2 separate regions of the Homo sapiens genome follow, and region 1 is linked to region 2. Evidence: chromatin loops called from intact Hi-C (ENCODE). Cell type or tissue: body of pancreas. All regions are shown on one strand. Links, peaks and the distances in the headings refer to the core of each region. The heading gives the core; the rest is flanking DNA.

The links. Hi-C counts contacts between places; a loop is a spot of excess contacts. Peaks named below come from ENCODE experiments on the same cell type or tissue, not always from the same donor. Only the 100,000 strongest peaks of a DNase experiment are listed, where the experiment ranks them.
Region 1: a loop joins it to region 2, with 3 times the contacts of the local background. A loop is called at or near these places in 9 of 110 quality-filtered maps.

The regions. Positions count from the first base shown.
Region 1 is chr15:89,050,413-89,066,929 of GRCh38, reverse strand. The region is part of intron 1 of CARMAL (coronary artery disease region linked MFGE8 regulatory lncRNA); the gene reads right to left. It also overlaps a transcript of ABHD2 not described here. Among named protein-coding and RNA genes, the nearest start is that of CARMAL, 18 kb to the right of the region's middle. RefSeq lists an enhancer at 7,095-7,595. In body of pancreas, for the core only: a CTCF peak has its summit at 9,243 (motif pointing left); a DNase peak (open chromatin) is centred at 9,229.
Region 2 is chr15:89,094,787-89,111,303 of GRCh38, reverse strand. All of the region lies in intron 1 of ABHD2 (abhydrolase domain containing 2, acylglycerol lipase), which reads right to left. LOC124903573 reads left to right here and starts at 4,772. Exons shown (of 7, transcript XM_047433432.1): 1 at 4,772-4,864; 2 at 7,550-7,692. The coding sequence starts at 4,772. RefSeq lists enhancers at 1-55, 8,436-9,635. In body of pancreas, for the core only: no CTCF peak of the experiment used is centred there; a DNase peak (open chromatin) is centred at 9,223; H3K27ac peaks cover 5,299 bases.

The sequences.
Region 1 (16,517 bases), core at 5,573-13,572, 45 kb after region 2:
GTATCCAGACACATTTTCCAGACTTCATGGCATCTGGAGAAAGGACGACTAACACAGCTGTGCCATGCCACTGTGCAATCAGGCACTCAGCTGCAGACACCAAAGGGAACTGTTTCACTACAGCTTGACTTGGCCTCTTGGCTGGCCCGTGGCTCTCTTGGCCTGCCGCAACAGGTACCCTTCACTGAAAAGGTATCTTGCTGAGCACAGGTTTCTGCCCAGCCCTCCTGCTGTGGCTTAAGACCTCCAGCACCTCCTATTTACTTGTGTGAGCAGGCAGCCATGTTCCTCCAGGCCTTGGGAAGGAAATATGATAGGAGAATGCCTTGGTGACAAGGATGCCCAAGGTATTGGGTTGAATTGTGTCCCCCCAAAATATATGTTCAAGTCCTAACCCCTGGTATCTGTGAATGTGACCTTATTTGGAAATAGGGTCTTTTGCAGATGTAATCAAGTTAAGATGAGGTCATACTGGATTAAGGTAGGCCCTAAGGCCAAAGACTGGTATCTTTATAAGAGAAAGGAGGAGGAGATTTGAATACGGAGAGATACACAGGGAAGAGGGCCAAGTGCAGATGCTGGAATGATGCATCTACAAACCAATACCACTAAGGATTGCCAGCAACTACCTGAAGAGAGGAGAGAGGCAAGAAAGGGATCCTCCTTCATACCCCTCAGAAGGAACCATGATTTTGAACTTCTAGCCTCCAGAACTGTGAGAGAACAAATTTCCGTTGTTTTAAGCCCCCAGGTTTGTGGTACTTTGTTACAGCAGATCTAGGAAACTCAGGGAAAAAATCCTAAATATTGCATAGCTTTCTCTTTCCAAAGAGAGGATATAGAGGAATGGTCACAAACACAAACATTTTAGTGATGCACACACCTGGTCCAAACTCTGAATCAATCATTCACTCGTTAATGTCTTTGGATGCATGATTGAACCCGAGTTTCCTTATGTGCAAAAGTAATAAAATGTACTCTTCAGATAATGTATGTAAAGTGCCAGGAACATAGCAGGTATTATGTAAATGGTAGATAATACCAGTATACTAGCCTCAGATTCCATTCTCTGCAATTACCAAGGAAGTCTTCCTTTTCCCTGGGATCCTGCATTAGGACAGAAGCAAGCAGAGTGCTGTTATTTCTATATCATGGGGGGCTTCTGGAAGGAAAGAGTTAGCACATGCTTGAAGATAACCAAAGCTAGAGTCTGTATAGACATAAGGAGGGTGAGGCAAAGTGGGGAAGCTAAAACTTCTCTGGAAAATTGTGGAAAAGCCTATATTCATTTGAAATACAAGGGATATTAGTCAATTATGCTGCATTTAGTGAAATGCCTCCTTCATGTGCATTAAAACAATGTAATGTCTAAGATCATTGTTTGTTCTTAGGAAGGGAGTGTTTGGCATTAATTTTACCCAAGAGTAAGCTACAGACTGTCAGGAAAAGAAACAAGAGGCCCTCAGGAGGAAGAGGAGGCATATCATACACCAGAGGTCAGGACCTCCCAAGTGGTGAGACTGGGGATGCCCAAGTCTGCCCTGGACAATTCTGTTGAAGCCTCCTAATATGGTGTTATTCTACACCCTTAATTAACATTTCTGGAAAATGTGCTATGGACAATGATTCTAAATGAGTTTGCCATAACGGGTGGATGGGAGTAGAGGCAGAGGTGGAGGGGTATTCTAAACTGATAACAACCTAGTAGGAAGGAGGATTTCCTTGAAGGAGGAGGTGGAGAATCACACCAATGATGGAGGAGGGGCTCTCTGAGCTGGAAATAACTGGATGCATTGAGTCTGGAAAGGAAGGCCAGGATCCAAGATGCCCATAGCACCCATGTTTTTTCTTTTATCCAGTAGACTTACATTTAGGCTGTATATTTTTGGGGAGGAATGTACATACTCATATGATAAAATTACAGAGAAAAGCATGGGAATGGTTAACACAAAAATCAGAATAGTGATCCCTCTCGGGGGATGAGAGGGCAATGAGATGGGGCAGGGCCTGCAGGTGCTTCTGAGGTTCTGAGAATACTCTATTTCTTCAGCTGGGAGTAGGATACAGACTGTTCATTTTGTTAGCATTCTTGAAGCTTAACATATACATTATATGCTCTCCTGTGTGATATGTTTCTCAATACAAATTGGAAAGATTGTTCATCACTGAAAAGTCTATTAAGCAAAAAAACTGTAAATAATCAAGTGTTCATTGTTAGCAATCTAGTTAAATAACTTATAAAATATCTGTTGAGCAATATACCAAATAGTCATTAAAAATAATAATTTAATTTTACTTTGTTGACATGAAATGATGTCTAGAATATATTAAGTGGAAAAAGCAGCCTAAAGAACTATTTGTACCAAGTGTCCATCAACAGATAAATATAAGAACACAATGTTGGCCGGGCGCGATAGCTCACTCCTGTAATCCCAGCACTTTGGGAGGCCGAGGTGGGCGGATCACAAGGTCAGGAGATCGAGACCATCCTGGCTAACACGGTGAAACCCCGTCTCTACTAAAAATACAAAAAATACAAAAAATTAGCCGGGCGTGGTAGCACATGTCTGTAGTCCCAGCTACTCAGGAGGCTGAGGCAGGAGAATCGCTTAAACCCGGGAGGCAGAGGTTGCAGTGAGCAGAGATCGCACCACTGCACTCCAGCCTGGGCAACAGAATGAGACTCCGTGTAAAAAAAAAAAAAAAAAAAGGACACAATGTTATATATAAATACATACAAAGAAAGGAAATTCTGACACATGCTATAACATGGATGAAGCTTAAAGGCATTATGCTAAATAAGCCAGACACAAGAGGGCAAATACTGTATGATTCTACTCAGATGAGATACCTAAAGTCACCAAATTATGCAGGGACAAAAAGCAGAATGGTGGTTGTCAGGGGCTTGGGGGAGGGGTAATGGGGGTTCTTATTTAATGCAGGGGTCCTCAACCCCTGGGCCATGGACTGGCACCTGTCCGTGGCCTGTTAAGAACCAGGCTGCACAGCTGCACAGCTGCACAGCAGAAGGTGGTTTCAGAGGTGGAACAGTTTCATGCTGAAAACATCCCCGCTACCCACCCTGTCCGTGGAAAAATTGTCTTCCATGAAACCAGTCTGGTGCCAAAAATGTTGGGGACCACTGACTTGATGGGTACAGAGTTTCAGTTGGAGAAGATGAAAAAGTTCTGGAAGTGAATCGTGGTGATAGATGTATAACAATGTGAATGTACTTAGTGCTATAGGACTGTACACCTAAACATGCTTAAAATGGTAAATTTTGTTATTTATGTTTTACAACAATAAAAAAACTGTATGTATAGTATGAATACTCCCCTTTCTCTTTGTGTTTATATGTGTGATGTGATGTGTGTGTGTGTGTCTGTGTGTGTGTGCATGTGTGAGAGAGAGAGAGAGAGGCAGAGATTAGTTGAGAACGCATATATAGGAAAAGAGTCTGGCAGGACTTATATTAATATGTCAGCAGTGGTTATCTTTTGGTAGTCAGATTACTGGTGATTTTTATTTACTTCCTTATACTTCATGCTTTTCTATATTCTAGGAGTTTTGGTTATGAGCAAATTTTTCATATGTAATAAGAAAAAATAAACCTGACCTCAAAAGAAAGGAATTCCATACTCTATCAAGAAGCAGCAATTTTTGGCCGGGCGTAGTGGCTCACACCTGTAATCCCAACACTTTAGGAGGCTGAGGCAGGGGGATCACTTGAGGCCAGCAGTTCAAGACCAGCCTGGCCAACATGGTAAAACCCCATCTCTACTAAAAATACAAAAATTAGCCGGGCATGGTGGCGTGCGCCTGTAGTCCTAGCTACTTGGATGGCTGAGGCACGAGAGTCACCTGAACCCAGGAGGTGGAGGTTGCAGTGAGCTGAGATCATGCCACTGCATTCCAGACTGGGTGACAGAGTGAGACTCTGTCTGAAAAAAAAAAAAAAAAAAGCAGCAGCAATTGTGACTGATTAAACAGACCTGACATACTCAAATGAGCAAGATAAAAGAAAATGAAAAGGAAGTTATTCTCCAATAAAAGTAATGCATTCAGTAAGCACCGGAAATCAATAAGGTGAGACAGGCCGGCTTTAGCGTCTCTTCTTTGACATTCTCATGCTCATGTGATAATCGAACAGCTTCTGAAACTGCTCCTATTCTTTTATTGCTAGTCTTAGAACCACTCCCCAACCCCTGGCCTTCCTAAATGTATTTTTAAAAAATCAATTCCAACTGGGTGCGGTGGCTCACGCCTGTAATCCTAGTACTTTGGGAGGCCGAGGCAGGTGAATCGCTTGAGCCCAGGAGTTCAAGACAAGCCTGGGCAACGTGGTGAAACCCTGTCTCTACAAAAATTACAAAACTTAGGTGTGGTGTTGTGTGCCTCTACTCCCAGCTACTCAGGAGGCTGAAGTGGAGTTAATACTCCCTTCTTGAGCCCGGGAGATCAAGGCTACCGTGAGCCAAGATCACACCACTGCACTACAGGCTGGGCGACACAGTGAGACCCTGTCTCAAAAAACAAAAACAAAAAACAAAACAAAAACCCACCCCCCCACACAAAAACAAACGAAAATCAATTCCATAACTTCCTCCAGTCTTACCTGTAGGGTACATTCTGCCCGAATGCCCGAACAACCTTTATATTCCTGACAAACAGCAAACTTGGGGCCTTTAACACCCTTCTTCACACACTCTGCTTTTTCCTGGATATCAGCATAGCCTCAGGACCCTAGCCAGCTTTCCTTTCAGCCTTCAGGTTCAAAAGATTTCTTTCCATCTGTGTGCTGTATCTTCCAGCATTCCTATTTTTGAAATAACCTCAGGCTTTGGTGGTAGCCGTGAGCTTAAACCTTATTGCTCTGCCTGCTCCAGTTCCTTGAAGCCTGGCCTACTGTTCCCTCACTGCAAGCTCAGTCACTTCTGACTGGTGTAGCTTCAGCCTCCTGATCATGCAAACTATGGCACAGGCATATTATGAATAGTTAGGCAGCTATTAATATGTTTGCCCTGGGAAAATACTCTTTTTGAAATTATCTTTTTTGGGCCAGGCACCGTAGCTCACATCTGTAATCCTAGCACTTTGGGAGGCTGAGGCAGGCAGACTGCTTAAGCCCAGGAGTTCAAGACCAGCCTGGGCAACATGGCAAAACCCCGTTTCTACAGAAAAATACAAAAATTAGCCAGGTGTGGTGGTGCACACCTGTAGTCCCAGCTACTGGAGAGGCTGAGGTGGGAGGATGGCTTGAACTTGGGAAGTTGAGGCTGCAGCGAGCTGAGATTGTGCCACTGCACTCCAGTCTGGGTGATAAAGTGAGACCTTGTCTCAGAAAAAAAAAATACAGATCTGTTTTGAATTGTTTAGATTCAGGAGGTATATGTGCGGGTTTATTACATGAGTTATATTGTATAATGCTGGAGTTTGAGCTTCTATTGAACCCATCACCCAAATAGTGAACATTGTACCCAGTAGGTAGTTTTTCTTTTTCTTTTTTTTTCCGAGATGGAATTTTGCTCTTGTTGCTTAGGCTGGAGTGCAATGGTGTGATCTCAGCTCACTGCAACATCTACCTCCCGGGTTCAAGCAATTCTCGTGCCTCAGCCTCCCGAGTAGCTGGGATTACAGGCACATGCCACCACGCCTGGCTAATTTTTGTATTTTTAGTAGAGATGGGGTTTCACCATGTTGGCCAGGCTGGTCTCAAACTCCTGACCTCAGGTGATCCACCTGCCTTGGCCTCCCAAAGTGCTGGGATTACAAGGCGTGAGCCACCATGCCCGGCCCCCAGTAGGTAGTTTTTCAATCCTTCCCTCCCTCCTTCCCTCCCTCCCCATTTTTGGAGTCCCCAGTGTCTGTTTCCATCATTATGTCCATGAGTACCCATTGTTTAGCTCTACTTATAACTGAGAACATGTGGTATTTGATTTTCTATTTCTTCATTAATTCATTTAGGATAATGGCCTCTAGCTGCATTCCTGTTGCTGCAAAGGACATGATTTCATTATTTTTTTTTAATGGCTGTATAAAATACTCTCGATCCACATTGCATATACAGTCTTGATTTCAAATGAAACTTAAAAAGGCACAGGACAAAACTAGGAAAGAAATATTTAAAAAATATTAATAGTTTGCTTCTGGGTAGTGAGATGATGGACACTTCCCCCCTTTGTCTTTATTCTTATACGTTTCAAGTGTTCCACAGTGAACACAAATCACTTAAAATCTGGAGGAAAAAGCTTCAAACAACTTCCTACACATAAAAGAAGAAACAGATTACACCTGGACTTGGGGCTTTAGTCTTAAGTGCTAGGCTTCTGTGTATATCACGGTGGCCCATTGAGAATGTGACCTATGTTTTGTCTTTTTGTTGTAGCATGAGTTTCCTGTTTGTGCTGGGATGGGGCAGAGGGCAGATAAGTCCTTAGGTTTTTATATCTGTGTTCTTCATGGTAAAGCTCTAGTATGGAGAAAATGAGCGAAAAAACTCTTTGTTTTGGGAGGAGTTAGTGTTTTTTTTTAAAAAGGCTGGCCGGGCGAGGTGGTGCATGCCTGTAATCCCAGCACTTTAGGAGGCCGAGGTGGGTGGATCACCTGAGATCAGGAGTTCACGAGCAGCCTGACTAATATGGTGAAACCCTGTCTCTACTAAATACAAAAAAATTAGCCGGGCATGGTTGTGGGTGCCTGTAATCTGAGCTACTTGGGAGGCTGAGACAGGAGAATTGCTTGTACCTAGGAGATGGACGTTGCAGTGAGCTGAGATCGCGCCATTGCACTCCAGCCTGGGCAACAAGAGCGAAACTCTGTCTCAAAAAAAAAAAAAAAAAAAAAAAAGGCCTTGGAGTGGTTCTTAGGGGCTGGTGTTGAAGGGACAAGCTTTTCAATGAGACACTGCTGTCTGAATCCAGTTCCCGCTTTGAATGGAAAAGGCTGCATAAATGCCTGGAAGACCTGGGAACCAAGAGCCAATGCACTGGGAGACCAAGAGGGGCCCCCAAGTTCATGGAGGACCTGCGTTCCACAGCTGGCCTGGGCAGGGGACAGTGGAATGAGGTTTTCCTTCGGCCACGGACCCTGCAGCAGGAAGAAGGAACTGCGGCTCTGCAATAGGAGACTCAAGTTTCCCATTTCCCATTGACAGTAGAGTCTGGTGGACTTCCTTGGTGGCAGATTCCTCTGCGATGGCAGCCTGCCCTCCTACCTAATTTCTGGGGATCAATTACTGCCCTCGAACCCACCATCTCTGGAATGGCACCTGCGACTGCTGTGCCATTCTGTATATTATGGGGTAGCCGGTCGTACTTCTCAAGCCCATCCCTATGAGAGAGTTAAATTCTCCAATTCATGGTTCAAGAGGTTTTTTTCCCCTTTCATTTCATCCATACCACTGTCTGCCCAACATTGTGACAAGAAATTCAGGGCTGCCTTCCCAAGTTATGAGTTGTGACCAATGATCAACCTAACGAATTTTGATCAGATCTGTGGGTCAGAAAATTGGAACAGGAAGTAATCTGTAGGCGTCTCCCAGGGACAAATAAATAGCCAGTTTGGATTTCCTCCAGGTCTGGTCTAGGCAGGTAGGTGGTCAGAACCATGCCAGCTTGTCTAGCCACAGCGAACATTTTGTGAGGATGTGAGTGGGTGTCAAGTGGCTCGCCTGGGTGGGCAGATGTACCCCTCTTCCTGGATCCCCTGGCATATGGGCATTGGTGAGACTGCAGAGCTGTGACCAGGTACAGCAGAGAAGAGAGCCCCAAACATGGAAGAGGGCATGATGGGAGATGCTGGAGAGGAGAGAAAATTTCCATTTGGCTTTTTGAGCTTCTTGTCAGGTCCTCAGAGCACAGCAACTTGGCAGCTCTCTGCGTGCCCCATTCCTAGTCTTCCTTCATGAATTTTTCATTTCAGGCAAAGAGCCCTTATCTTTCGCTGGAGCTGCTTTCCCATCAGCTGGTGACTAGGCAGATGAAGGTTGCATTAAGGCAGGAATTATCCATCCCTTGAGAGAGAAATGGCACTCTGTGCCCTTGAAAGGATGGCTTCTGCGCCACCACCCATTACTGCAGGCTTCTGTCCAACGTTGGATTGCTGTTTTTATTGAGATATTGTTGAGGGCTGAAAGAGAAAGGCTTCAAGGGCAGATACTATGGTCTTGTCTGAAGAGTGAGGTCTTTCCTGCTGCCAATCATTGGACATGAGGGGGCTCCACAGCAGGAAAGAGGAATTAAGAAGGGACTTGGCCTGTCACAACCCAGATTTCCAGGAGTCTCGATGTCCAGGGGCACTCCTGAGGGATGGAGGGAGTTAAGGATGTCATCTCTCCTTGTCCCCATCCCCTGGGCCCAGAGCAGGAGAAGCTCCTGCTGTGCACCTCCTCGGGCCATGTTCCTTTCTACAAAGGGAGTCCATACACCCACCCAAGACTAGGCTCCGTGTACCAGGACCCCAGAGTTTCTGTCCAAATTACAGCAAGCCCTCTTCTGTGCCTGCGGGGCATCTTCATTTTCTCTAGGTCTCTCTTCCCAAGAGTGGACCTCACTACCTGTGTTCACATGCTAGGTACTAGGAGTGGCCAAGGGGTAGCTGTTTTCAGGGTTGTAAGGGGTGTGGGTGTGGAGGAAGCTTGGATGTGTGAGCTGGAGTATCCACACGTATGTGAGGCTCCTCACGATCTGAAAGGATGAGCGTGGGTGGGTGGACCTGGGGCCAGAAGTGGAGAGCCAGGGGAATGGATCTCCAAGGAGGCTGAAAATCCTAAAAGTCAACCTGGTCTTTTAGGTGGTTATGAAGGTATCTACCTCAAGGCGGAAGGATGGAGCATACTTCATTTAAGGGTTTATCAGCTTGACTGAACAACTTGAAAATATGCAGACATAGAGTATGTGAGCTTCCATTCGTTCTCTTGCCTGGCGCCCCACAAATGTTGGTGGGCTTAATTTGTAAGTGGGGAGCTAGGGAGTCCTAGTCCTGGGGTCCCTGATGGACTGGGTAGAGGGCGAAGAGCTGCAGGAAAGAAGTCAGACCTGGCAAACTAAAGTTTTGACTCACGGTGTCCCCTGAATCTATCTTCGTTTTCTTAGTCCTCAGCTTTTAGGACAGTGTGATTGGAAAGTTCTGGCAGGTTTGTTTCTTTCTTTTTTTTTTTTCATTCCTTCTTATTAATAGCGGGTTTCACTGGGAAGCCGCATGGTGGCAATAGATGGCCCCAGTTGGAGAGGGAGCAGCGCCACCCTGAGGCCATGGAGGGAATGGCAGCAGGAATGGGGGTGAGCCCAACGGGGCCTGCCTCTCAGGAGCCCATGCACCAGGCACGCCCCCACCGTGATTCCACGACCATGGCTAAACAAGAAGGGGCTGTATTCTTACCCTCTTACCAAAAATAGCATTTTCACCATTGAAGCTTCCCAAAGAACTCTCAGCTGTTTGCTAACCATGAAAATCAATCCTTGGAGTTCCAGAGGCGGCCAGTCCCCAACTTCCCAGTGGTCACTGTGTAACCCCTGCCCTACCTCATCTTCAGAAACCCCATCATCACTGCGCCAAACCCCAAAGGGAAGTGGAGATGAAGGAAGGGAATTAGCTATGAGCAGCTTAGAAGAGCTAACCCGGGGGTGGCTTCTCAAGCAGAACTCACATGCTTACAAAGGGGCTTCAATAGATCCTTTACCCTTTTCACTTAACACTTTTAAAAATGGTATCACGCTGGCCTAGCGCAGTGGCTCATGCTTGTAATCCCAGCACTTTGGGAGGCTGACGCAGGCGGATCACCTGAGGTCAGGAGTTCAAGACCAGCCTGCTAACACGGTGAAACCCCATTTCTACTAAAAATACAAAAAATTAGCCGGGCGTGGTGGCGTGTGCCTGTAATCCCAGCTACTCAGGAGGCTGAGGCAGGAGAATCGCTTGAACCCGGGAGGCGGAGATTGCAGTGAGCCGAGATGGCGCCATTGCACTCCAGCTTGGGCAACAAGCGCAAAACTCCATCTCAAAAAAAAAAAAAAAAAAAAAAGGTATCACTTATAAACTGGATTAACAGTGTGAAAAAAATTTAATGCCTACTGACTATATTTCCTGACTGCCTGCACACAAACTCTGACAGGTAGAGATTGCTATTGTCCCATTTTACAGACAAGAAAACTGAGGCCCAGTGAGGTGAATGACTCACTCAAGGTCATGTTGTAATAAGTAGTGCTGCTGGGTCTGATTTTTTTCATTGCACTGTTCTATCTTTTGCAAGCACCCTGAAGGAATTTTATTTTTTTATTTTATTTTTTTGAGATGGAGTCTTGCTCTGTCGCCCAGGCTGGAGTGCAGTGGTGCGAACTCGGCTCACTGCAAATTCCACCTCCCGGGTTCACGTCATTCTCCTGCCTCAGCCTCCTGAGTAGCTGGGACCACAGGCACCTGCCACCATGCCTGGCTAATTTTTTTGTATTTTTAGTAGAGACGGGGTTTCACCGTGTTAGCCAGGATGGTCTCGATCTGTGCCCGGTGCCTGAAGGAATTAAAGATTCAAATTCCTGCCACAATCCTGCACTGGGGCATGGTGTTCTTTCTTACTGTGTCATTCAAGTTGCAAAATCCATACATATTCTTGTAACTAAGCAAATATCTCCAATGCCATCTCCTGAGGTGAGCAATATTAACAGTTTTGTGAGTTTTTTTCCTATTATTTTCCCTAGGAAGATACGAATAGTTACAAATTAAAAATTCGTAGAGGGATTCCCACCTCCATTTACAAAATTTTAATTAAAAGCAAAAATCAGGCTAGGCGTGGCAGCTCACATCTGTAATCCCAGCACTTTGGGAGTCTGTGGTCAGAGGATTGCTTGAGGCCAGGAGTTTGAGACCAGCCTGTGCAACATAGGCAGACTCTGTCTCTACAAAATATTTTTAAAAATTAGCTGGGCATGGTGACTCCAGCTACTCAGGAGGCTGAGGCAGGAGGATTGTGTGAGCCCGGGAGGTCAAGACTGCAGTGAGCCGTGATCACGCCACTGCACTCCAGCCTGGATGACAGAGTGAGACCCAGTCTGTAAAAACAAAAAAGCAAAAATCACATTACACAATTAGTTTGTAAACTACATTTTCCCTTAGCCACATATCATGATCATTTTGACAAGTAATATTGATTCATCTCACTTCATCTCACTCTTAATAGCAGTTCAATATTTCATAGTATAGAATATGCTATGGATTATTCAACCGCCCCCATATTGGTAGACATCCAGGGTGTTTCTAGTGATTTTTGCTATTATCAATAATATTGTGATAAACATCTCTGTAAATATTATAAACTAGTAGGCTGTAATCCCAGCACTTTGGGAGGCCGAGGCCAGCGGATCGCTTGTGGTCCAGAGTTCAAGACCAGCTTGGGCAACATGGTGAAATCTCATCTCTACAAAAAAATACTTAAAATTAGCTGAGCATGATGGCATTCGCCTATAGTCCCAGCTACTCAAGAGGCTGAGGCAGGAGAGAGAGGATCGCTTGAGTCCAGGAGGCAGAGGTTGCAGTGAGATGAGATCGTGCCACTGCACTCCAGCCTGAGCAACAGAAATGAAACCTTGTCTCAAAAAAAAAAAAAAAAAAAAGAAACTAGTGTTTTACTTTTGTGGGAGATAGTCCTAAAAGTAGGATAGTTAAATCAAAAGATAGACACTTTAAAACTGGACACAAACTAAATTACCAACAATAGGAGATTTAAAAAAAAAGTTTTTTGGACTGGGTTTCAATTCATCACTCAGGTTGAAGTACAGTGGCGCAATCATGGCTCACTGCAGTCTTGAACTCCTGGGCTCAAGTGATCCTCCTTGCCTCAGCCTCTAGAATAGCTGGAACTGCAAGTGTGCGCCATAGAGATGGGGTCTTGCTAGGTTGCCGAGGCTGGTCTTGGACTCCGGGCCTCAAGTGATCCTCCAACCTCAGCCTCCCGAGTTACTAGGATTACAGTCGTGAGCCACCTTGCCTGGCAACAATAGAAGATTGATTAAGCACATTGCACACAATGGAATACCCACTACATATAATGACAATTTTTAATTTATTTAGAAAAATGTTTTTTTAGAGCTGTTTAAAGAAAAGCCATGTTACAAACAGTACATATAGTATTACCCTATTTTATAAAAATATATGCAGAGAATAAAAGACTTTGAGAAAGAATAAACACTGAAATATTAACAGTGGTTGTTTCTGGGTTACAGGTGCCTTTTCTTTTTTTTTTCTTTTTTCTTTTTTTGAAATGGAGTGTTGCTCAGTTGCCCAGGCTAGAGTACAGTGGCACAACCTCGGCTCACTGCATCCTCCTCTGCTGGGTTCAAACGATTCTCCTGCCTCGGTCTTCCAAGTAGCTGGGACTACAGGCGTGCACCACCAACCCTGGCTAATTTTTGTATTTTTAGTAGAGATGGGGTTTCATCCTGTTGGTCAGGCTGGTCTCAAACTCCTGACCTCAAGTGATCCACCCACCTCGGCCTCCCAAAGTGCCGGGATTACAGGCGTGAGCCACTGCACCTAGCCAAAGTACAATTTCTGACATGCATACATTTTGGTGGCACAGCATAAATTCTTTTTTAAAAATCCTTTTTTTTTTTTTTGAGACAGAGTCTTGCCCTGTCACCCAGGCTGGAGTGTAGCGGTGCTATCTCGGCTCACTGCAACTTCCACCTCCTGGGTTCAAGCAATTCTCCTGCCTCAGCCTCCCGAGTAGCTGGGACTACAGGCGTGTGTCACCATGCCCAGCTAATTTTTGTATTTTTAGTAGAGACGGGGTTTCATCATGTTGGCTAGGCTGGTCTTGAACTCCTGACCTCAGGTGACCTGCCTGCCTTGGCATCCCAAAGTGCTGGGATTACAGGAGTGAGCCACTGTGCCTGCCTTTCCTTTTCTTGTTTTGGCTTGTCTATGTTTTCTACTGCCTCTGCAGCAATGTGTTAGACTCTCTTGGGCTGCAGGGAGAAGAGACCAGCTCAGGTGCTGTACTTGGCAAGTGAGTGGTCATTTCAAGGCTCCATGCGGAGGTGAGGCGTCCGGGAGGCTGGCACCTTAATTGGGAAAATGAGAGCTCTGGCAGCTTGGCAGCCGCTAGAAGCAAAGATGTGAGCACCACTTTACCCTGCAAAGGCAGTGGGACTGCTCTTGCTCCAAGGGGCGCCATCATAGGTATGTCTTTGCCCATTTTTGCCTTGGCTTCTGATTCACCCTTGAGTCTCTGCTTCTCTTGTCGCTCCCAAAGCCTGTCTCCATTCTCCCCTCCTCTCGAAGGCTGTCCTCATGCATGATTCTTCCATGGCCTCTGCTTAGTGCCTCCTGTGTCCACCTTCTTTGAGGGCCTTACACTCCCTTCAAATCCCCCAAGAAACACTATCTGATTGGGTGGTTAGTATTGGTAGCTGCTGTTGGTCACAGCGCTGGCCCCAGGCCATGTTAGAGGGCACTGCTCAGTCAGCAGTTGGCTGCCTTTGTTTCTATAAGGGTCCCTGGCCTGGTCAGTTCTACTAGGGTGGTGAGATTATGCTGCATGTCAGTTATCCACTGCTACTGCCGTACTCTAATACCTGTATTAGTTTGCTAGGGCTGCCGTAACAAAGTACCACAAGTTACTACTGTCTCTGGGCTGGCTGTGACAGAGCAGAAAATCAAAGCTGCCCACAGGCCGGGTACGGTGGCTCATGCCTGTAATCCCAGCACTTTGGGAGGTTGAGGTGGGCGGATCACAAGGTCAGGAGATTGAGACCATCCTGGCGAACACAGTGAAACCCCGTCTCTACTAAAAATACAAAAAATTGGCCAGGCGTGGTGGCACGTGCCTGTAGTCCCAGCTACTCGGGGGTGGAGGCAGGAGAATCGCTTGAACCCGGGAGGCAGAGGTTGCAGTGAGCCAAGACCACGCCACTGCACTACAGCCTGGGCAGCAGAGTGAGATTCCATCTCAAAAAAAAAAAAAAAAGCTGCCCACCAAATACTAGCTCCCTTCCTGGACTACGTTTTCATAGGTCTAGTCTAAGACACCCTGAGGTGGAAAGAATTTCCTAGAGAAGACAAAATGTCTTGGAGAAAGGTGAAAGGCAAAGGGTACATCCCCTCAGGGAAGGGGCGCCATGAGGAGGGAGAGGTCTGTGGCTTAAACCACAGAAATGTGTTGTTTCACAGTTCTGGAGGCTGAAGTCTGAGATCAGGGTATTGGCTGGATGGCCTCCCTGTGAGCTCTGTGAGGATCTGTTCCATGCTGCTCCCCTGCTTGTGGTTTGCAGGCAATCTTTCGAGCTCCTTGGCTTGTAGAAACATTGCCCAATCTCTGCCCTCATCTTCACATGGCTTTCTCCTTGTGTGTGTGTCGTGTGTGTGTGTGTGTGTGTGTCTGTCTGTCTGTCTGTCTGTCTGTCTGTCTGTCTGTCTCTGGGTCCAAACCCTCCTTTTTAATAAAGACAGCAGTCATATTGAATTAGGGATTAGGAGGCATTTACATCAAACAGTACTGCTTTGGCCACCATGAAATTCTAAGATTAGCCTGCCTGCTGATTTGGTAGTAATTTAGAATTTATTTCATCACTTTCTCCTGAATACTCTAATATGTAATTACACATGTATGTCAGCTGATAGTTTTGCCATTAAATGCAATTAGAATCAGCTTTATGATTTCTCAAATTTAATCTCCTCCTAAACCATTCCATACCCAAGACAAAAAAGACCTTGACCTAGGGCAGGTCCAGCCCCACAATGAGGTGGGCCACAGGGCTCCCATCTCCCTGAATTCTGAACTAAGTAATGCTATGAGTAACCTAGTTGAATAATACTGTGGGAGTAAATCTGTTTCCATCCTCTGGCCTAAGATCTCAGCCTCCATGTATGGTATTGTTCCCATGGGAAAATGCATTCCAAATTCCAAACGACTGATTTGCATGTGAACTTTCACTCTGGAAGTTAGTGACTGCCAGAATATATTCTCCTGTGGCTCAGTCTACCAATAGCTTCTCACGAGTCCTGTTCTCTGTCCACCTCCTCACCTCCCACCTCCCCTATATGTACCCTCAATATTGACATGGTACCTCTATTAGTTTGTTCTCACGCTGTTAATAAAGACACACCTGAGACTGGGTAATTTATAAAGGAAAGAGGTTTAATTGACTCACAGTTCCAGATGGCTGGGGACACCTCACAATCATGGCGGAAGAGCAAGGGATGTCTTACATGGCAGCAGGCAAGAGAGAGCATCTGCAGGGGAACTCTCCTTTATAAAACCATCAGATCTTGTGAGACTTCTTCACTATCACGAGAACAACACGGGAAAGACCCGCCCCCATGATTCGGTTATCCACCAGGTCCCTCCCATGACATGTGGGAATTGTGGGAGCTACAATTCAAGATGAGATTTGGGTGGGGGCACAGCCAAACCATATCAGTACCTCAAAGTGAAGCTTCACCCAGGTGTTCTCTGTCCCTCCCTTGAGCCATTGTATCCTTAGGCCTGAGCTACGGTGTTCATCTTGTTTTACCTGGGTTGTAGAGAGCTGTGCATGAGAGTCTTCACCCTCTTACAAAATCTTAGGATTCTTGAGAGTGAAACTGTATTTCCCACATCTTTGTATCCTTCCAGGAAGAGTATGAGGTATATAGGATTTATGAAGCATCTACTATGTGCCAGGCTCTGAAACAGTGCTTTCTAGCATACTTATTATTATTATTGAGACAGAGTTTCACTCTTGTCACCCAGGCTGGAGTGCAGTGGCATGATCTTGGCTCACTGCAACCTCCGCCTCCTGGGTTGAAGCAATTCTCCTGCCTCAGCCTCCTGAGTAGCTGGGATTACAGGCGCGCACCACCACGCCCAGCTAATTTTTGTATTTTTAGTAGAGATGGGGTTTCGCCATGCTGGCCAGGCTTGTCTCCAACTCCTGACCTCAGGTGATCCAACCACCTGGGCCTACCAAAGTGCTGGGATTGCAGGTATGAGCCACTGTGCCTGGCCTATTTTTTTTTTTAATTTATCTTCCAGATTTTAGCCCAGGACCTGGTACATAGCAGATGCTCAGTAGATCATTCTCAAAAAGGTTTTAAATCCCCAGCCTGCATGCAGCCTCCTTTCCCTCAGTCTCCTGGCCACTTGTGCATGTTTTCCCCAAGCTCCCTAACTCATGGGGGTAACTCAGGCTGCCCTTGCCTTCCTCAGGGCTGAGGGAACTGGGAAGGTGGCAAGATTAGCAACCTAGAAACAGTTGCCTGGCATCTGAGGGAAAGCCAGCCCTCTCCTCTCCACCTCCCATCCCAGCAGATGGGTTCTAGTGAGTTTGTGGGCTCCCTTGCTCCAACAAAAACGGGAACAGATTGGATCCCCAGGACTCACAATGTGGGAACACGTGCAGTGGGTGGAAATGTCAGTTCACAAACTCAGGTGCACATGAAGTTTAACTTTGTGTTTTACAAATCAGCTAGTCTGCTAAACTGGGGGGAACTTAACCCCGGTTCTTGAAGATGTGTTCCCTGCTCCTCCCTGACCCATAGCCCCA
Region 2 (16,517 bases), core at 4,608-12,607:
AAATCACTGCGTTATAAGAGTATTGGCGACTTCTTTTTTTCTATTTCCCAAAATTCATAATGACTACAAACATTTTTATTATTAGAACAAAGCTTTAAAATAGCAACTAAGAAAATCTAAGGAGAAATTTTAAAACACTGGAAAGGAAAATATGTATGTCAACATACACAACAATTATATATGTGATAAAGCTTTAATGCATGTGATTATGCTTTAATTAATTTATCTGAGCTTTCTGACTGTCAGGGGGAAAAGGGAAACCCAGTCAGACCTATGGTTTCCAAAATGGAAAGAGAGCTAACATATATTGTGCTCTTACGCCCAGTGGCATAAGAGAAACTCTGTGGAAACAGGGCTTATCTGGCACAGAATTATTTAAAAAAAATGTGGGACTTTATGTAAGGGGACCTTGAGTGATGTGACAGACAATGTCCTCCCACAACTTTTTTTAAATAGCAAATGCAGTAGAGAATTAATTTCCTCAACCCTCAAAAAATGCCAAGGTTTTAAAATTCAATTCAATTCAGGGAAGGCAATTCTATGAGAGATTTATAATTATTGTGGTCCAACTACACAGCCTCGATCCAAGGTTTCAACCTGAAGTCCTGAGGTACAGGTCAGTTCTGCATGTCCCTGGGGGTACTCCCTGGAGTTTCAGCAGGCTTAATTAAGTACCTGACTACCTCCTGTGCACCTAGCACTGTGAAGGTTGGCAGTTAAGTAAATTCTCATTTTAACCAGGGAGAAAAGAAATTTATGTTAAGGCTATCTGTACTTTAGAAGCTTAGATAAAAATCAGTCCAGAAAAAAAAAAATTAAGCAAGGAAGTCCTCATGGAGCAGCTAGATCTAGAACCCAGCCTTAGCGAATGAAGTACAGTTGTTCCTCCTTAACTGCAGGTTCAACCAATCAGATGAAAATTTTTGAAAAAAAAGACAATAAGGCCGGGTGCAGGGGACTCACGCCTGTAATCCTAGCACTTTGCAGGCCGAGGCGGGCGGATCACTTGAGACCAGGAGTTCAAGATGAGCCTGGCCAATATGGGGAGACCCCATCTCTACCAAAAATACAAAAAAATTAGCCAGGTATGGTGGCACGTGCCTGTAATCCCAGGCTGAGGCAGGAGAATCACTTGAACCTGAGAGGTGGAGGTTGCCACACTACCACACTCCAGCCTGGGCAACAGAGTGAGAGTCCGTCTTAAAAAATAAAAAAAAAGAAAATAAGAGAAAAGATAGTATAAAAAGAAAAATTTAAATAAAAGCAATACAGTATTTAAATTATTTACATCATTTACTTTGTAATAGGTATTATAAGTAATCTAGAGATGATTTAATGTATATAGGAGGATATGCATAGGTTATATGCAAATACTATGTCATTTTATATCAGACTTGATCATCTGTGGGTTTGGTATCTGCAGGGGAACTGGAACTATTTCCCCAAGGATATACAGGAACGACTGTATAAAATGTAGAAGCATGTGTAAGTATGAGTGTGTGCATGTACGTGCATATACATAGGTATTAAATGAGGAGATAAGTAATTTTAGAAGAAAAATTTTCACATTCACTTTATCTTGCTGCATTTTGTTTTATGGTATTCTTTTTTCCCCAAGTCTGACTTGTCACTATATATTAATATTCTGAACTTGTTCTAGATACAGCAAACTCTGATTCCATTGTATTATTTTGTGTGGCCCTCCCCACTTTCCAGACAGGTGAAATCCAGTTAAAATGAACATCAGGCAGCCTAGATAGGGAAAAGAAGTCACAGAGAACAGCTGGAGGGCTGGGTATGTCGCAGATGGAAAGGAAGCGTCTCCCTACCCCCACCCCAAACCCAGCTCCACCTTCATGATGGGCTGGGCTTCCTGTGTCCCTGTGGCAATCCCTTCTCTGTCGGCTAGCCCACACCTTCCCTGCCATTTTATGAATGGGATTTAGGTGCTGTAAATGGTAGTCAGAATTCCATTTATAGTCCGCATTAACAAAGGAAACCAAGGTGCTACCAAATGCCCAACATCTAGTCACCAAAGGAGCTCCCAGTGTTGCCCCTGGTCTCTAAGACAAGCTTGACTGGTATTTCCACCAGAGGTGAAGGCCTGAGCTGTGTCTCCCATGCCTCTTTCTGCTCTCCCCTGGCTAAAAGCATTATTTTCAGATGGAGGCACAGATAGAGTGAGAAACTGCCACTGCACTGGGAAAAGCTCCAGTCTGGGGGCTCTGAGACCTGGGTCCTAGTGTCTGCTCTGCCCTTTCCTGGCTGATGACCTTGAATCAAGGCACTTAATCTTTTTGGGCCCTAAAGGCCCCATCTGTAAAATGAGAAGGTTAGATTAGAAGTAGATGATGCCAAAGGTCTCTTTCAGCTAGAAATGTCTGAGATTCTAGGGACAGAATTGCGGTCCTCGGCTAAAGAGCACAGGAAAAAACTATCGCTGTACTTTGTAACAGAAAACGGCCATTTTCCAGCCTACTTCATAGATGATTACACAGTAAAATTCTTAAGAACTAACAACCCTCAGGGCCTTTGTTCTTTCTTCAAATAAATTAAACAGTTATATATTTTCTTTCAGCTGTGCCAATAATTTCATCATATTCATTCCACCTGCATGGGATCGTGATGCTTTCAGCCTTGGAACACCAATATTCACTGACAGGACACAACTTACAGTGCGGAAAGCACGAACAAACAGAGCAGAGAGATCCCAAACAAAGGAAACCCATTACCTGGTGTAGCAAGTTGAATAGGGACCCTCCCCACAAAATTCATGTCCATCTGAAACCAGTGAATGTGACGGTATTTGGAATTGGGTCTTTGCAAATGTAATCAAGTTAAGATGGGGTCGTACTCGTTGGAGGGAGTCCTAACCCCATGACTGGTGTCCTTGGAAGAAGTGAAATCTGGATACAAAGACACAGATACAGAGGGGAGGAGGCCACGTGAAGATGGAAGTGGAGACTGGAGCCACGTATCTACAGCAAGCAATGCCAAGGATGGCTGGCAACCATCAGAAGAGGAGACAAGCAGGGAACAGTCTTGCCTTCAGAGCCTAAGGAAGGAGCCAACCTTGTAAAACCTGTTTTCAAACTTCTAGCTTCTAGAATGGTGAGAGAATATGCCCAAATTACCTCTCATGACTCAGGAGTTCCACGCTCCTGTCCTTAGTGGCTGAAGGGACCGTTTGCCACTTCCTTCTGAAAGGACCCTTGTTACTCAGACACGCTCCCATCAATTCAGATGACAGCTAACTGACATGAACACCCACAGATGACTTCTTAACATAATACAAATTGCATTCTGTGAATAAATACTTATTGGCTTGGCTTCTTTGCCTCTGTGATTCAGCTATCAGAACCATCCTTTCCTTTCCTCTTAGCTATCAGCAAAGTGAGAGAGCTCAGAGGACACAGACAGCTGGGGGAGGGGGAGATCTCTCTTCCTTGCAACCCTCAAGGACCTAGCACAACAAGCTTTGATACTTATGGGTCCTAAGGCAAATACCTCTCAAGGAAAACCAAACCAAACCCCTAAAGGATTTCTCTGTTCCAATTCCATCTGGTTGAAGATGTAAATTTCATTTAGGGTCCAGTCCTGCAGTGACACAGCCAGTGCCAAATCCAGCCACAGTGTTTGTCCTGGGGCAAGTTCCTTAATCCCTCTGAACACCATCTGTAAACTGAACATGTTAATACATAAAGAGCATTTTAAAACAATGCCGGCATACAATACTACCGTATTTTTAATATTTTGGGGTACTACCGCAAAATATTCGCTATTACCATCTCCACTATTAAACTTTCCTCCATTTTGCCTCAGTAAACAACCTAAGTTGACAGATAGAAACGACCACAAAACATACTCCTTCCTAACTGACACACAAGTCTCATTAGCAATGAACTCACTAGCTGATTAACTGCTTGGGCCTCCTCCAATGAGTTTAAAATTAATTCCAGGACATACTCTTCTTGATTCTTCTAAAATGGAACCATATCTTCTAAAATGGAACCATGTTAGACTTAATAAATCACTGGATACTAAGTGGTGATCATCATGTCCCATAAACAGTTCCAAGATGCATTGTTCTTGTTTTCTGTGCTAAAATGCATCCTTGGCAGTGCACAGCTGGAACCCCTGCTCCTGACACCACCCCTCTCCTGCTGAGGGGCTTCTCCTGCCCATGGAAAGACTACCCATTCTTCCCTGCAGGTAAAAATCCCCTCTTGCCTAGCCTGGATCTCCCAGCAAACTGTAATGCCCTGAGATAAAACTTTGTCCCCCAAAGTACCCTGTGAGGATGTCAGGAGAAGGACAGCAGAAGGCCACAGCACACCACCCCAAAAACATGGTCTGTTTCCATCCCATGTCATTCTGATTTTTCAGCCTCTTTGGTGGCAGCTTAGATAAAAGTACAACCCCATCTTAACTTGATTACATCTGCAAAGACCCAATTTCCAAATAAGGTCACATTCACTGGTTTCAGATGGGACATAAATTTTGGAGGGTCACTATTGAACTTGCTACACCAGATAAAAGTGGTCAACCTTAAATGTGGGCAACATGACACCCTTGGAGAGAAAGTAAGGAGGAAATGGGCCACCTTCTCCCCACTTTATCTGCCATTTAACTAAATTAGTCAGAGCCATCATAGGGGGAAAAAAACCATTCTGCAGGGACGAAAACAAGCCCAGATGATTTTGGGGAGAAGGCCTAGCCATCCCCGTCTGAGTTGTGCCTTTGTGTCCTCTGAGTCTTTCACTGCCATGGGATGGGAGAGCCTCAGAACATAGCCAGGAGGCTTCGGGAACTGCACAGCCCTGGCGACCCGGCCCTGTTCTCACTCTCGGTAAGGTCTAATGAGGTGAGTGAGCACCTTAGCCAGCAGCTCACAGACCCACCTTTTAGCAAATCGGTGTTGGTCTAGGACCACGTGTCCTCCCACAGAGGGTTCTGTGGAATGGAGTCATCACGGTGCTCAAATACTCTGGGTTTGTTTGTTTTTGAGATGGAGTTTCGCTCTTGTCGCCCAAGCTGCAGTGCAATGGCACAATCTCAGGTCACTGCAACCTCTGCCTCCTGGGTTCAAGCCTCTGGCGTAGCTGGGATTACAGGTGGGTGCCACCATGCCCCACTAATTTATTGCATTTTTAGTAAAAACGGGGTTTCACCATGTTAGCCAGGCTGGTCTCGAACTCCTGACCTCAGGTGATCCACCTGCCTCGGCCTCCCAAAGTGCTGGAATTACAGGCGTGAGCTACTGCACCTGGCCAATACTCTGGGTTTTAAAAGACCACCTCTCGGCTGGGCACAGTGGCTTACATCTATAATCCTGGCCATTTGGGAGGCCAAGGAGGGTGGATTGCTTGAGCCCAGGAGTTCAAGACTAGCCTGTGTGACATGGAGAAACTCCGTCTCTATTGTTTAAAAGAAAAAAAAAAAAGACCTCCTCTCACCACCACCACCACCTCAAGCCAGAAGGGATGGGAAAGCCCTGGAAACAATAGGGCCAATCCTGTTTTCCAGAGATGCTGAGAAACACTGATTTTTGAACATTAACTAACTCAAGCCAGGGACTGCCCTGAAAGGGCGGGAGTGGGTTACCATAACAAGGAAGGATAAAGCCCTTGGTTGATCCAGTCCATCTCTTACAAACCAGGTCCTACAAGGTGAAGGGATCATCAAGTCACACACAATTTAGTAGAAGAGAACTGGAGGGATTGACAGATAATTAAATGTATTTACGGCAAGGTTGCCCTTTGTTGTATTCAAGATAAGTCCTTGAAATTGTCTTTCTGTGCAAACCTACTCATGTGATAACAGTTTTATTTAGCCATATTTCTTCCACAAAGTCATAAGGTCACACACTCAATCTGCTGGAATTTCAGAAAATAGTCTACAAGTTCTCAGGGGGAGTCAAGTTACCCAATGCAGGAAAACGTGAACCTCACATTTAAATGTCAGGAATGGCTACTAACCCATGAGCTTCCACAAAGAAAGTTACCAAACTAAAAATGTCTGAAGACTGAGTCACCAGTTAAACAGGAACATTTAATCGGGCACTTTTACGTGCCCTTACTAAAATACTGAAAGGAAGCTGGCCTCTTCCACTAGCAAATAACCCTGCTGAAAGAATAGTACTGGCTATGAGAGAACGAATGGGTAAAGCACTTAGTAAAATCACAGGCAAAATTGTTTTCTCTTTCACTGAGAAACCATGAATCCATACCTGAGAACAAACAAAAAAATCTTACGCCAGGTGTTTCCTCTAGGGAGGTTCTAGATTTTCTAAGAGAACAGGCATATGAATTGTGAGATTTATCCTAAACATATTTTTAAAAATCTACACCATAATTAAATTCTGTAATATCAGAAGCAAAATTGCAGTTTACCAGAACCCAATGAGCTCAAGTGCCTAGTTTACTGGAATTTTTAAGAGAAGGATACAACTGAAGAAGAGGGCATCTCCAGATTGATTGTCCTGGGCACCATAGAGATGCCACCCACTCTTCTATGTCTGGAAATAAGCTTCCAGAAGGAGGAAATGGAGATGGGGGTGGGAGGGCAAGACCCAGTGCCTGGCACAACCGTTGCCTGAAGAACCACTCAACCCATCTAACTCCCTAAGGCAGGCAAAGAAGAAAGTTTCACCCAGACCTGCAACAGAAAAGGACTTACAGCTACTCTCAGTTAATGAGAAAATAAAAATAACTGGGACTCACCGTTCCTGAGCGTTCTGGTTTCCCAACGCCGACTGGGAGCAGACAAGGCTCCCAGTGCCCCCAGTACTTGGCTAATACACACTGTGGGGCCCGTGATGACAGCATTAACACGTGCAGCCCATTATCACTCTAACAGTCTTGCATTTCACCATGGCAGGCATTTGTGAGGAAACCCGACCAATGACCAATGGGCCACGACCCTCTCCTCCCCTGCCAATTCAGCAGGGATGAGAACAAGCCCAGATGATTTTGCCAAAGGAGAGACTTGCTCGGCCCACTCACCCCAGCTGGGCAAAGCTGAGGTCACTCACCCATCCATCTCTTTCAGCTGTGTGGCTCTCTGATGCTGAATTCTGCCACCTGGGAGCAACAGCGCCCCTCAGGGCTCGGCCACCAGACCCTGTTACACAGGGAGAGACAGCAGAAAAAGCTCTGTGATCCTTGCCCTCCAAGACCAAGAGAAGGTTCTGGGGGCAACAGTACATAGTGTGCACAGCATTTTGAGGCATGCTTTACTTATTTCTGTTTTATAAATACCTCGGACGCTGTGAGTAGAAACAGGATCTCCTGCCAGTTTAGAGCAGAAGGCCTGAAGGTCACATGGATTCCTCTGTGACCAAGTCTTAGGAGACAAATGCTACCAGCTAAATCCAGATAAATATGAAGGATTCATCTGTGCCTGAAATGAAAAAGGGATATTGTGAGATAGGCACCTATCTGGTGCTGAACATGCCAGCCCAACACTGGGCCTCCAGGGAGCCCTGCCCAGCTTCCGCCATCAGTCCTGCTGATTATGAGAGCTAAAGAGCTTTGCCCCCAACTTGTAGGTCACAACCCAAGTGGAAAGACCCAGAGATTCTGGATTCTGGATGTCAGAGGAGGGAGAGGATCCCATTTGTGTCTCTACACTACTTGTCTCCAGTGCCATCTGGAGTTATTCCAACCCTTACCCCCCTGAACATTCTGTGCTGTACAGCTCTGGGCAGATCACTTGCACTTTTGGAGGATTTTGAGGCCTAACTTAAGAGTCCATGTGATATAACTGAATGACACAGGGGCGAAGGTTTTGGAACCAGGAGACCTGCGTTTGATTCCAGATTCTGCCAAGTGACCTTGGGTGAATTATCTAAACATTATGAAGATTTGTTTTTTCTTCTATAAAATGGGGGAAGGGAGGTTACTTTACGTGTAACTGAAGGAAAGAAGTTGATGAAATTCTGTAGGCTAAAAAAAATGACTTAAAATAATAAAATATGCACGGATATCCTCAAGATAAGGTTCGTAAAATGCTTTCAGCTCTTTAGCAGAAAGCTGCTTTATTAAATATTTCAAGATTAGAAAAATGTTAGTTTTAAAGCAACTGCTAAGGAATTGTAACACATGAGGAGGATGAGAATTGGTCCCCAAGTAGTCCTGAGCTTGACTTTATCACATCTTTGCATTGAGGATACCGAATGATCTAAAAACTAAAAACTCGAAAGGAAGCCCTCTGGGTTGATGTATTTTAGGGTCTTAGCTCAGTGGATTGCTTTTTCAAGTAAAGAGACAGAAGTAAGTTCATGCCCTCAAGTGTTCCTCTCTCCCGTCCGTCCACCACAAACACTCCACTATTGTTCCAAGGCTCACTCCTCCTGCCTCCCACTCTGGAAGTAAGTTTTCTCAGCCTTCTTTAAAGCCCAAGGGCAATCCCACCTGCCACCCCTAGCCTACCAGCAGCCTTCTTCCTTTGGGTTTTTGTGCAAACGTTGCCTGTATCAGGCAGGCATTTGCTCCTAGTCCACCTAAAAAATACTCTACACTGCAGAGCAGGAGCGCCCCACATGAAGCAGATAGCTACGCCACTCACTCCTCAGGAGCTCTTCCTCCGCTGGGCTTTCCCAATACATTCGTCTTGCCTCCTCATCAGTTTCCTGGGAGGCAAGGAACTGGCCATCAAGGAAGATGGTTTCATAAAAAATGGCAGAAATATTACTCTGAGATTAGGAAAGAAAATTACCCCACTTACCAAAAATTAATTCACTGGCATAAGTAGGGAGCACCCTCGTGGATAAAGCAGTGGCTTGCAAATGAAGAGGACAGAACCTGCGAAAAGGCATCAGTACCACTGGGAGGGATGTTTTGCAAACTACGCCCTCCTGACATTCCACCTCACTCCCCACAGGGACGAAAGACATCACTCTAACCTCTGTGGGGGCTATGAAAGAAGTATGATACACAGCATCCATAAAACAATTGGAAAATAGTACAACAAATCTGTATATAATGAAGTACTAAACTCTGAAGTACCAACTATAAATACTAGAGGAGTTCAAACAAAGGAGGCAGAAAGAAGAAGGAGGTGGACTCAAAGCTGGGAACCACTGGAAGAGATGGAATAGAAGAGAAGGTGAGAAGGAGGGGTGGATGCAGACGTCAGGCTGGGCTCACAGTTGAGCCAAGGCCCAAGAATGCTGGGCGGTCAGGAAATGGGCAGATGGACAAGAGGGGTGTGTTTTGGAGCAGTGGCAGTGAGTCATTATGGAATGAAGCTTCAGTGCTTTACTTACAAGGGGAATTCCAGACATCAGCCTGGAAAATGACGCTACACAGGTGCTGCCTTGGCTGTGCGCATAGGGCTGTGCACTGTTGTTCATATGAGGGGCTGAAGTGAGGTCATAGGTGTGAGAAGCATTTACTTGGCTACAAGTAACCTGACCCATGGCGATGTTGGACAAGCACTGACGTTCACCATTTGAGCCCCACTGCAAGCCCTTGATGGCATCTAACTAGTTTTGTACAACCTGCTGAACCATACAAAGATATTCACTGGGGGCCCATCCCCTCCAGGCCCTAAAAATCATACTATTTCTCACCTTCACACTGTGTAACCACCCTCTATAACTAGAACATTTGCTAGTCTCTTCTCTGCATAAAAGTGATGATTCATATCTCTTTCATCTCTGTTGGGGGTTCTGACCTATGTACTTGTAATTCAGTCCTCATGTTTAAATTCTACACAAATTTAAATTTAGGGTGTTGAGTGCATAGTGGACACTGTAAATATTTACTAATTGACTAAGTCTGTGGCATTAACCTAAAGCATTATCATTGTGGTTCTCTGAACAGAAGTTTCTTACCAGATTATTACATTGGGCGGAGAGGTACAGGCCTTTATGAGTAATTGCCACGCCACTGTACATCAGGAGAGAAAGCTCACTGTGGCCTGGGCTGTCAGCAGCTTTTGGATATTTAAAGAACATCTCAAAGTTCAAGCAAATAATTATCCATCCAAAAATGAGAGTTTTCACTTTCCACTGCTCAGAGGAGTTACTGTCCCAAGGCATATTTCTTTCACACTTTCCCCATTTGTCTCAAGAACATCTCACTGGGCTCAAAGATCTACTCCAGAAACTGCTGTCTCACAAATAAAGAAATATATTCAAAGCTAAAACAGGATGTTGGAGGTAGCAGAAGAAAGGAAAGGCCCGCAAATAGAAAGTAGATGGAAATCTACCCATTGATTGTTGACATTCAGTTAAATACTGAAATACCATTAGAAGACTCATGATTTCTGCTATTCTCTCCAAAATATACAATGCAACAAAATTGTCTATGGTATTCTCCAACTGACATGAGCTTATTTGGTCCAGAAAATATAAAACTCAATACCATTAACTGTAGTTTAACCTAGATTAAAAGGCTGGTGAAATTATAAAATAAGGTTCCTTTTTTTTTGAGATGGAGTCTCTCACTGTGGCCCAGGGTGGAGTGCAATGGCACATCTCAGCTCACAGCAACCTCCGCCTCCTGGGTTCCAGCAATTCTCCTGCCTCAGCCTCCCGAGTAGCTGGTATTACAGGTGCCCGCCACCACACCTGGCTAATTTTTTGTATTTTTAGTAGAGACAGGGTTTCACTATGTTGGCCAGGCTGGTCTCGAACTCCTGACCTCGTGATCCACCCACCTCAGCCTCCGAAAGTGCTGGGATTACAGGCGTGAGCCACTTTGCCTGGCCAATAAGGTTCCTTTTTAACATCTAAGGAGAATGGAAAAATATTTCTACAAAGATTTCTGCTTCATTGAGATGCTTTCTGTAGATGTACATTGGTGGTGGGGTAGAGAGGCTACTTGCAGGATCTGGACACAGACAGATTTGACCTGAACTGCAGCTACACTACTTACTAGTTGTGTGGCTTCGGGCAAGTGGGAGGATCACTTGAGCACAGAAGATTGAGGCTACAGTGAGCTATGATCGCACTATTGCACTCCAGCCTGGGTGACAGAGTAAGACCCTGTCTCTTAAAAAAAAAAAAAAAAATTAACAACACAATGTGAACTTGGGAGTGGTGTGCTCACCAGAGAAGACAAAGGAGAGACTTCATTCACCAAGGCTGGAAGATCCCAGTCCAGAGCCAAATGTCTGGGTCCTCAAGCCTGGTTAGTCTGGTCTTGACTTGCCTGTGAGCAATCATGATCAATGCTAATTTAAATGTCTTCTACAGGTAACATGGATCACACACACGTTCCTTCTCCCATTCCAGACCATAAGCTCCTCTACCGGCTGCCCAGACAAAATATTAAATCTGTGAACCATAAGTTAGGGTAAAGACTCTCATCCTAGAATCTAGTATTGTTCTTTGGCTCTGATACTGTTATCTTTAAATCACTGTATCTTTATTATTTACTTATTTTTTGAGACAGGGTCTTGCTCTGCTGCCCAGGCTGGAGTGCAGCGGCATGATCTTGGCTCACTGCAACCTCCACCTCCCGGGTTCAAGCAATTCTATTCTCATGCCTCAGCCTCCCGAGTAGCTGGGACCACAGGTGTGCACTACCATGCCCAGCTTAGTTTTATATTTTTCACCATGTTGGCCAGGATGGTCTTGAACTCCTGGCCTCAAGTGATCCACTTACCTCGGCCTCCCAAAGTGCTGGGATTACAGGTATGAGCTACTGCACCCCGCCTTTTATTTATTTATTTTAATTTATAGAGACAAGGTCTTGCTCTGTTACCCAGGCTGGAGTGCAGTGGTGCAATCATAGCTCACTGCAACTCTGAACTCCTGGGCTCAAGTGATCTTCCTGCCTCAGCTTCCCGAGTAGCTGGGACTGCAGGTATGTGCCACCACACTTGGCTAATTAAAATTTCTTGTTGTTGTTGTTGTTGCAGAGATGGAGTCTCACTATGTTTTCCAGGCTGGTCTCCAACTACTGGCCTCAAGTGATCCTCCCACCTTAGCCTCCCACTGTGCTGGAATTATACAGGTATGAGCCACTGAGCCTGGCCAAATCATGATAACTTTAAATGAAGGAACAAAGCTGGATGATAAGAAAATGTCCTATTTGTGTAGCTCTATCGTTTATAAAGTGTTCGTGATTTTAATACATTACCTCATTTACTCCTCAAACATGTCACAGAATGCATTTGTGTTGACAGTGAAGACTGAATGCCTAACTTACTGACAAAGTGCATCCTCCGACATTACCTCATTTGGTGCTCACAACCGCTGTGAGTTACTATTAATGCAGGCAAGGAAACTGAGGACCAGGGACCCTCCCTGTGCCAGGCCCTGGTGAGGCTCTAGGAATACAGAGAAGCAAGGCACCCATCCATCTTATAAGCTGTTTGCAGAGCTGGATGGATTCTGATCACTTCAGCCTTGATAATTCAGCTTTACAGAAGCTCCATGAGGCCTCTCTGCTCATCCATAAGAGACTTAAAGAAATCTGCATTCCTCTTATAAGCTCTTTTGTGGCAAAGTGCTGATTTCTCTTGCGATGTCAGTGCAACATCCAGAATTTATATGTAGAGTCAATAAATAGACTGATGGGTGATATTAATGATAGATGGAGGGAAAGGAACTATGTTTTCTAAATTGGGAAAAATATCCTTGGCTATAATCTACTCGGCATTTTCCATCATCCCACTATTTAGAAGGGTACATTTGTCAACATCATTGACAAGAATGAGCAAGCACTTTATTTACATGATCAGAATAGAGGAGGGAACTGCAGCCAGGATATTTGGAACCTGAGAAGCTAATGTCTACAGTGTGAATACAGTTCAGGCCACACAAGGAGCTGGAAGGGGTTGGAAGCTCAGTTAGCACTGTGGAAAGCCTCCTCTATGGCCCATAGTGGGGCACAGGGTGTTCAGGCCCCAGGGAAACTCCTCAGGACAGAGTGTCTGGCACAGCGTCCAGCAGGGAAAGAGCTCAATAAATGCCTGCTGAACTCTGAATTTTTCTCATTCTCTGAATGAGAAAAAAGAACATTTCCCAGCTGTGAGGACTCTAGCACAATCACATAATCCTAGGAATATTGTATGTCCCTCAATTTTTAGGAAATAGTAATGACATAATTGAATACATGAGAAAAAGTAATAGGATGCCAAACAATATATGTAGAAATTTGCTAAAATTTGCCTGGGTGCCATGGCGCACATCTGTAATCCCAGCACTTTGGGAGGCTGAGGTGGGTGGATCACTTGAGCTCAGGAATTTGAGACCAGCCTGGGCAACATGGTGAAACCCCATCTCTACAACAAACACAAAAATTAGCTGGGTGTGATGTAGTCCTAACTACTGGGAAGGCTGAGGTGGAAGGATCACTTGAGTCTAGGAGGTGGAGGCTGCAGTGAGCCCAGATCCTGCCACTGCAATCCAGCCTGCGTGACAGAGTGAGACTGTCTCAAAAAAGAAAAAACAAGAAATTTGCTAACATGTATAATTCCATGTTAAGTGACTAAAACAAGGAGCAGAACAACATGTACAATATGCTACCAGTTATATAAAAAAGAAAGAAAAAGAATATAGATGCATACACATTTGCTGGGACACACATAAAAGATCTCTGAAAAAATATACAAGATACTAGTAACATTGAGTGCTTCTTGGGAGGAAGTTTTCCACTCTTTACTATGTTGTACCTTTTGAATGTTATAACACATGAATGCGTTATCTGTCAAAAGTAAACAAATACCTCTACTGGACAGACTACCCAGTTTCTCCAACAAATTACAGGGAAAAGAAGAAAAAAGAAAAGAAAAGGGGACCTATAGCTTAAAAGAGACATAAATGGTAGAGCAATCAATCATAATGTCTAATCCTTACTTGAATCCTAACTCACAAAAATTAAGCTTAAGGAGAAAAACACTTATGCCATTTTTAAACAATTGGAAATTTGAACAATGATGATATTTGATGATATTAAAGGATTAGTGTTAATTTTTCAAAGAGTAATAATGGGTGTTTAACAAAGGAGTCTTTATATTTAAGAATTATCATGGAAATATTTACAGATGCAACTATATGATGTTTGGGATCTATTTCAAAATTAATGTGAGCTGGGAGAAGTAGCTAGGAAGACAGAGTAAATGTGAGTGGTTATGAGTTGATTATTGTTAAAGCTGGGATGGGTTTTGTGGGGCTTGGAGGTTCATTATATGATTCTCTCTACTTCTGTATATCTTTAAAATTCCCAGAATAAAAAGCTAATAAATGAATGAGTGATTATTTAGCAATATGACAAACAGTCCTGCTAGTCACAAAGGCCCAAGCTCACCCCAACTTTCAGCTGCGATCAAGCCTCTACTGTCCCTGGGCTGATGAGTTGCCTGTGGAAAATAAACTTGAGGCTGCTGCCAGCTACTGCAATTCTGGCAAGAGTTTAGGTCACGCAAATATCAACAAGAAACCTTTATCACTCACTCCAAAAATAAACAAACAAAAAGAAACAGAGAAATTAGTTTTGGAAGTCTTCCTTTCATTAATGTAGAAGGTAAGTGTTGGCTGCACGTACAAACGGGTATGATGACTTGTACCTGCTCCCCTGTAAAGTGTCTTTCCCAAACCCATAAGTAACTTTTGTCACTCTCTTTGGGAGTGTTTCTCAAGTTCTCCAAATAACTTTATCACTTTCAGGGTCCGAACAGACAGGACCTCAAGGCAGAAAACCAATTATGTCAATTAACTCTTCAACTCAGCTAATATTTCTCAAATGGTCAGCACATGGAAAGGAGCCATATGAATGACACAAACATGACTGGAAACCTCTGTCTGCCTCCCAGAGCTTCGATTCCTGCACTGGGGTCTTTCAAACTCAGGTACCAAATGGCTTCCTCTGAGGGGAAAAACTAGTCCTGCCAGATGCCCCTGGTTACATTACTTTGTGTTCCATTCTTAAATTTAAATTAAACTACTTTTATCCAACTATTATTTATTATATTATTTCTTAAAATGCACAAACAGTACAAATAGTACTCAGTATGGAGCATAAACTTCCTTTGGCACTTTTACGATTACAGAGATCCAGGCACATTTATAAAAACATAAAATTACTCAAACAGTAAATTCAGATGAGCTACATTAATGTAATGAGACTAATGCCATTTTTCAGACCTGAAATACCTGCAGACAATGTCAGTGTGGTCCTGCCTGTGCCTGGGCAGGTTCTATGGATCCCGAGAGCCTACACTGACAGGTACAGTGTGACAAGTCCATTCTCACACTCCTTTTCTCGCTGGGACCACTGCTACAGCCTTCATTTACACAGTGCTGTGTGGTATCATTTGACTTCACATGATGCTCTCATATCTTTTCTGCGCGAAGTTCATCTCTGTATTTTTCTCTATAGTGGGGTTTACCTGGCTTCAATTCATCAGAAATTCACATACAAACGGGGGAGGCACTGAGACGACGTGGGTGCACCTTGATATTATAATTAGGTATCCCAACATTCCAGGACAGGCTTGTAAAACATTTTCAATTATCATTAACACGAAACCAAAACGTCTGAGTTTGTAATCTAATGAGAACCCAAGGAACCTCAAGGACACATCCTCAGCCCTGGATTGGGAAATCCATAGCACAAAATGAATGTGATGGTGCTACACGAGGAAAGCAAAAAGTGTGGTGGGGACACGGAAGAGAGGTCATGCTGTATCTCAGAAGCCATCTGGGCCATTACCGGGCATACCAAATCATGGATTTAGTAAGTTTAAGTACATGCTTCCAAAGAACTTATGTGTAAATACCACTGAAGAGCCTTACTTAATTCCAGCAGGTTGCTGGGGTCTCACCTCAGCCCCCTCCCACTCCTCAGTCCTTAAGAACTAAAACGTGGCACTTCAAACATGACAAATCCAGGCTTCAGGATTCAAAGAACGATTTCCAGTATAAGTTCACCTCACTATAAGGTGCTACAATTGCATATCAACATTGTGTAGTCTGTACCACCTGAAAAACTGGGCGCAAAGCCCCGCCAAATGCTGCTGCAGTTAGGTTAACTAAACTAAATCAATGGCCTGATTTCCCAGAAAAAGAGTAACGAGCATTGTTTAAGGAAACTGCAAAAGAGGAACCTCTCCTTGAGTAGAATCCTCGACTTTAGGCCCTCCCAAACAGCATAATTCAATGGCCATTAACTCAACCTTTTTAGTAAGCTAAATATGTCCTGGTTAGAAGGTGCTCTTTAATCTGAGATATTGATCTTCCAACATTTTTGGTGCTAAAATATCTTTTTTTTTTTTTTTTTTTTTTGAGACACAGTCTTGCTCTGTCACCCAGGCTGGAGTACAGTAGCTCAATCTTGGCTCACCGGAACCTCTGCCTCCCGGGTTCAAGTGATTCTCCTGCTTCAGCTTCCCGAGTAGCTGGGATTCTGAGTGTGAACCACCATGCCCGGCTAATATTTTGTATTTTTAGTGGATATGGGGTTTCATCATGTTGGCCAGGCTGGTCTCGAACTCCTGGTCTCAAGTGATCCGCCTGCCTCGGCCTCTCAAAGTACTGGGATTACAGGTGTGAGCCACCGCAC